Linked DNA regions of Homo sapiens: region 1 is linked to region 2. Evidence: read pairs that join two places in POLR2A ChIA-PET (ENCODE). Cell type or tissue: OCI-LY7. All regions are shown on one strand. Links, peaks and the distances in the headings refer to the core of each region. The heading gives the core; the rest is flanking DNA. Region 1 overlaps INPP5D (inositol polyphosphate-5-phosphatase D). Region 2 overlaps USP40 (ubiquitin specific peptidase 40).

Region 1 (2,804 bases), core at 30-2,529, 360 kb after region 2:
GCTTTCTCTAACCACTTTTTGGTCTTTCCCTTGCTTCTTAATAAAGCTTACAATTCTTCTTTAGTTATTGTCAATCAGGAAAGTGGCTTGAAGAGGTGGTGCTAAGACTCAGGGAAGGGAACAACAGAATGGCTGCCTGTTGGTTGAGAAGAAAAGCTGGTCAGGAGATGGGATAGTTCAGGATTCCCTTGTTTTAGGGTTATTTATCTCATAAATAATTGAAACGGTAACACAGATTCAAGCCTCCTCCTTTTCACAGTAGAGAACATTTGGAATGACCTGCCTTCACCCCGGGCAGTCACCAATGCAATTGCAGGTCCCCCGCCCCCCACCGGCTCTCTCTTTGGATTTGTGACTTTTGGGAGGGGAGATATAACAAGATCTTAGAGAACATAAATGAAGTTACTGACAAACAGGGCGTTCGTGCTTGAAAGAAAAAGTATTAGAAAAATGCTGGAGCTTTCCCCATACTTCTGCCTAATGATGATTTGATGAGTTTGTATGCTATGCCAAGCACATCTGAAATATATTAAGTCATCTAATCCTCACATGTCTTGATTTTTCTAATCCTTGTTTTGCTGATGGGGGAATAGAGTCAGAGTGGTGAGTTTACAGCTAGTATAGACCTGAGATGTGAATTGGGGGCTAGCCCAGTGGTCCTCAGCTGGTGGCGATTTTGCCCTCCAGGGGACATTTGGCAATGTCTGAGACNTTTCCAGTTGTCACAGCTGGGGGATGCTAATGGCATCTCATGGGTAGAGGCCAGGATGTGGAGGACTCCTAGAGTGCACAGGAGTCCTCCACGACAGAGAACAATCCAGTCCCAAATGTCACCAGTGTCGAGGTTGAGGATAGAATTCACAGCTTAGCCTGTTAAAGGGTAGACTGGTCTGACTGCTACCTGAGGGTTTACATCAGCTGACCCAGTTTTTTCACTTTGCTTTTCAGTTGCACTTTTCAAAAAAAAAGGAAGTGGGCGCCAAGGCAGGTTAACCATCCAAGGGAGGTTACCGGCTCTCCTTTCTCACACAGGGTGGACCCAGGTCTCCCCCATCCCCCAGGCCAGCCAGCATTTTGATAACATTGCATTTCACACTTCCCAGCAGTCCTCAAGTAACCACACAGGGGTTTGGGTGTCCCCAGCTTGTCTTGCCTACTTAAGGGAAAGGGCCTCATGTTGGTGAGAGTCTAGCAGGGTCAGACGTCTCACGCACCCAGTTTCACTCACTCCTTAACCAAACCCTGCAGAGATATTACTGTCCCCATTTCACAGATGGGGAGACTAAAGATCCAGGAGGGTGAATCAGAATTTGAACTCAGGTGTTTCTGATCCATGGACCAACGTTCTTTCCTCTCCTCAAGGCAGCCTCAACTCCCTCTTGATTTCTGAATTCCTAAAGACAAATCAAGAACAACCTTTTCTGTTTTTCTTCAAGACTCAGGGTCTCATAAAGGGGAGGGGAGTGTGGCAGCATGACCCACCCTCCACTGGGTGGCTGCTCTGTCCTGCCACCAAATGCAGAGACTGGCCTCCACCAGGCAGCACCGTAACTGGGACTGCAGCTGGCCTCTCTCACGAGGCTTTTTCTCGCTTCTAATCTACTTCAAAGACTTGACTGTGTGTTCTTCCACTCAAACTACTTAAGTTCAAGTGTCGGGCAGAGCCCCTGTTTTATCTAGATTTGCTTTTACTTTCTTAGAAATTAACCCATCATTCACTTCAGAGAAAGCAAAAATTTTTTTTTCTGAATTTTGAAAGTTGCACAAGTAAAATACAAATTCGTGTTCTCCGTAGAAAACCTAAACTAACAATGTGGGCAAACTCAAAATCCCCCTTGGCCCAGTCCCCTTCTCCCCAGTCTCATCCCTGAATTGTGGTGACCAGCGTGGCCCTTTGGGTTTAAATCCTTCCCATCTGATTTCCTCGTGGAGACTTCCATCAGAGTTTCTATATCATCCTGCCATTTGCTTTTCCACCTAACAGTAGTCTTGGAGATCTTTCCAGAGCAGTGTTCACACCTTAGAATAGAATTCTGCACCACTGCAGTTCACCAGCTCTCCATGTTTATGTGATTTTCTTTTTTTCTTTTTCCTTTTTTTTTTCTGTTTTAGATGGAGATGGAGTCTCACTCTGTCACCCAGGCTGGAGTGCAGTGGCGCCATCTCGGCTCACTGCAACGTCCACCTCCCGGGTTCAAGCAATGCTCCTGCCTCAGCCTCCTGAGTAGCTGGGATTACAGGCGCCCGCCACCACACCTGGCTAATTTTTGTATTTTTGGTAGAGACAGCGTTTCACCATGTTGGTCAGGTTGGTCTCAAATTCCCGACCTCAGGTGATCCACCCGCTTCGGCCTCCCAAAGTACTGGGATTACAGGCGTGAACTACCACGCCTGGCCTGTTTATGTGATTTTCAATGTTTTTTTCTGTTACTCTTTGTGTACTTGTAGTCCCTAAGAAGCTGCCAACATATGGAACTGCGGGCTTGAGGGATGCCTGCAGTTCACATTTGCATACAAATGGCCAAACTGCCGTTCAGAAAACCCATTTCCATTCCCAACAGCAGAGGAGTGAGCCCCTGTGAGCACCTCCTCCACCCCACATCCTAGCCAAGTCCTGACTCAACCATCAACTTGAGCATCAACTCTTTGTCCATCTAATAGGCAAGAAGAGGCTGCCTAGTGTCAAATGTCATTTCCCAGTTACTAACAAGGTGAGGTTGAACGCCTTTTCATATCTATACTGGCTATTCCCTGTCCCTCTTCAGTGAACCGCCTTGTTTATAGCCTTTCCGCATTCTAAAAAC
Region 2 (3,030 bases), core at 257-2,756:
AAGGCATTTTAGAATTTTACATTTTTTCAACTCCTAATAAATTAATGAACCTAGGCAAGGATCCTCAAAGATTGCTAGCCCCAAAAAAGAGCAACACTCAGACAACATAGAAATTCAGAACAATACCCATGCCCTTATTGCAAAAAACCAAACAACTGGACCTGAATCTGAATAAGCCTCTAGGTCTAATTACCAATTTATAGGAAATACAGGAGGCAGAGGAACAGGTTAAATTCATCACAGGTCTGCAATTAGCCAAATGTAGATCAGAAAACTCTTCTACAAAAGATAAATTGCAGGGGACAAGGACAACCTATAGGTCAAAAGAGGCTTAAAAGACATAGCAACCAGTTGCAATGTATGGACTTCTTTGGACCCTAACTCAAGCCAAAGGAACTTAAGTAATAATTTAAGAGAAAGTAGAGAAATGTGAACATTAGTTGGATATTTGCTGGTATTAAGAAATTCTTAATTTTTTAGCTGTCATAATCATTTTAGGTTTTTAAAAATATCTTTTAGAGATGCATAATAAATATTTACAGATGAAATTATATATCTGGCATTTGCTTCAAAAAATTCTGGGCAAGGGCAGGGAAAGTGGGTTATTGACACATAAAACTGGCCATGGCAATATGAGTTGAGCATCCCTGATCCCAAAATCCAAAATCCAAAATGCTCCAAAATCTGAAACTATTTAAAAAAAATTAAATTGACACGTATTTATGGGGTACATTTTAATATTCTGGTACATATATGTGTTGTATAATGATTAAATCAGGGTATTTAGCATACTCATTACCTCATGCACTTAGCATTTCTTGGTGGTGAGAACATTCAAGAGCTTTTCTAACTATTTTTTAATATACAATCCTTACTGTTAACTATCATCACCCTACTGTACAATAGAACACTAGAGCTTATTCCTTCTATTAGATTGTAACTTTGTACCTGTTGACCACCCTCTCCCATCCTCCCCTTACATCTCCCCCTCAGTCACTAGTAACTGCTGTTTTACTCTCTGCTTCTACGATGTCAACTCTTTTTTTTTTTTTTTAAGATTCCACATATGAGTGAGGTCATATTACCGATCAGCCTTTCTGTGCCTGGCTTCGTTCACTTAACATGATGTCTTCCAGGTTCATCCATGTTGTCACAAATAACAGGATTTTATTCTTTTTTATGGCTGAATAGTACCCTGTTGTGTATATATACCACATTTTCCTTACCTATTCATCCACTGTTGGATGCTTAGGTTGATTTGATATCTTGGCGATTGTAAATAATGCTCCATTAAACATGGGAGTGCAGATATCTCTTTGACACACTGATTTCATACCCTTTGGACACATACCCAGTAATGGGATTGGTGAATCACATGATAGTTCTATGTTTATTTTTGTGAGGAACATCTGTACTGTTTTCTATAATGGCCGTACTAATTTACAGTCTCACCGACAGTGCATAAATGTTCCCTTTTCACCACATTCTTGTAAATACATGTTTTCTCTTGTTTTTTTAATAGTAGCCATTCTAACTGGAGTGAGATGGTACTTCATTGTGGTTTTGATTTACATTTCCTTTATGATTTGTGATGTTGAGCATTTTTTGTGTGCGTACCTGTTGGCCATTTGTATGTCTTTTGAGAAATGTTTACTAAAGTCTTTTGCCAATTTTTATATCAGGTACTTTTTTTTTGCTGTTGAATTGTTTAAGTTCCTTATATAATATATTCCGGATATTAACTCTTTGTTAGATTTTTTTTTTAAGACAGTCTTTCTCTGTCACCCAGGCTGGCATGCAGTGGGGTGATCTCAGCTCACTGCAACCTCCACCCCCAGGGCTCAAGTGATCCTTCCATCTCAGCCTCCGAAGTAGCTGGGATCGCAGGTATATGCTACTATGCCCAGCTATTTTTTTTTTTTTTTTTTTTTTGTATTTTCGGTAGAGGCAGTGTCTCACCATGTTGCCCAGGCTGGTCTTGAACTACTGAACTCAAGTGATCTGCCCATCTCGGCCTCCCAAAGTGCTGGTATTACAGGCGTGAGCAACCCCGCCCAGCTCCCTTTGTTAGATTTATACTTTGCAAACATTTTCTCCCATTCTGTAGGTTGTCTCTTTACTCTGTTGTTTCTTTTGCTGTACAAAAGCTTTTTAGTTTGCTATAATCCCATTTGTCTATGTTCTTTTGTTGCCTGTGCTTTTGAGGCAACCAAAGCTTATTTTAAAAATTCTTGCCTAATCCAGTGTCATAGTGTTCCCCCTATGTTTTCCTTTAGTAGTTTCATTGTTTTGGGTTTTACATTTAAGCATTTAAACCATTTTGAGTTGATTTTTGTATTTAGTGAGAGTTAGGGAATCTAGTCTCATTATTCTGCATGTGGAGATCCAATTTTCCCAGAACCATTTGTTGAAGAGACTATCATTTTCCCAATGTGTGTTCTTGGCACATCTATCAAAAATTAGTTGGCTGTTAAGTTTGTGAATTTATTTCTGGGCTCTTTATTCTGGTGCTTTGGCCTATGTGTCAGACTTTTTGCCAGTACCCTGCTGTTTTGGTTACTTTTGCTTTGTAGTATATTTTGAAGTAAGGCAGTATGGTGCCTCCAGCTCTGTTCTTTTTGCTCACAATTGCTTTGACTATTTGGGTTTTTTTGTGGTTCCTTATGAATTTTTTCATCCTTGGGATGAATACCACTTGATAATTATGAATGGTCTTTTTAACGTGCTTGTTAAATTCAGTTTGCTAATACCTTGTTGACAGTTTTTCATCTATGTTCATCAGGGATATTGGCCTATAGTTTTCTTTTTTTGTTGTTGAATCTACATCTGGTCTTGGAATCAGGATAATGCTGGCCTCATAAAATGAGTTTGGAAATATTCACAACTTTTCAATTTTCTGGAGTAGTTTGAGGAGAATTGATATTCTTTAAATGTTTGGTAGAATTCAGCAGTGAAGCCATTAGGTCCTCAGCTTTTCTTTGATGAAAGACTTTATTACTGAAAGCATTTTCTCACTTGTTGGCCTGTTCA

What was found. Peaks named below come from ENCODE experiments on the same cell type or tissue, not always from the same donor. Only the 100,000 strongest peaks of a DNase experiment are listed, where the experiment ranks them.
Region 1: POLR2A ChIA-PET joins it to region 2 with 7 read pairs; 2 of 35 experiments call an interaction of 5 or more read pairs at or near these places.

What each region holds. Positions count from the first base shown.
Region 1 is chr2:233,140,878-233,143,681 of GRCh38, reverse strand. All of the region lies in intron 6 of INPP5D (inositol polyphosphate-5-phosphatase D), which reads right to left. Among named protein-coding and RNA genes, the nearest start is that of INPP5D, 82 kb to the right of the region's middle. In OCI-LY7, for the core only: no CTCF peak of the experiment used is centred there; a DNase peak (open chromatin) is centred at 971.
Region 2 is chr2:233,505,643-233,508,672 of GRCh38, reverse strand. All of the region lies in intron 21 of USP40 (ubiquitin specific peptidase 40), which reads left to right. Among named protein-coding and RNA genes, the nearest start is that of USP40, 60 kb to the left of the region's middle. In OCI-LY7, for the core only: no CTCF peak of the experiment used is centred there; no DNase peak of the experiment used is centred there.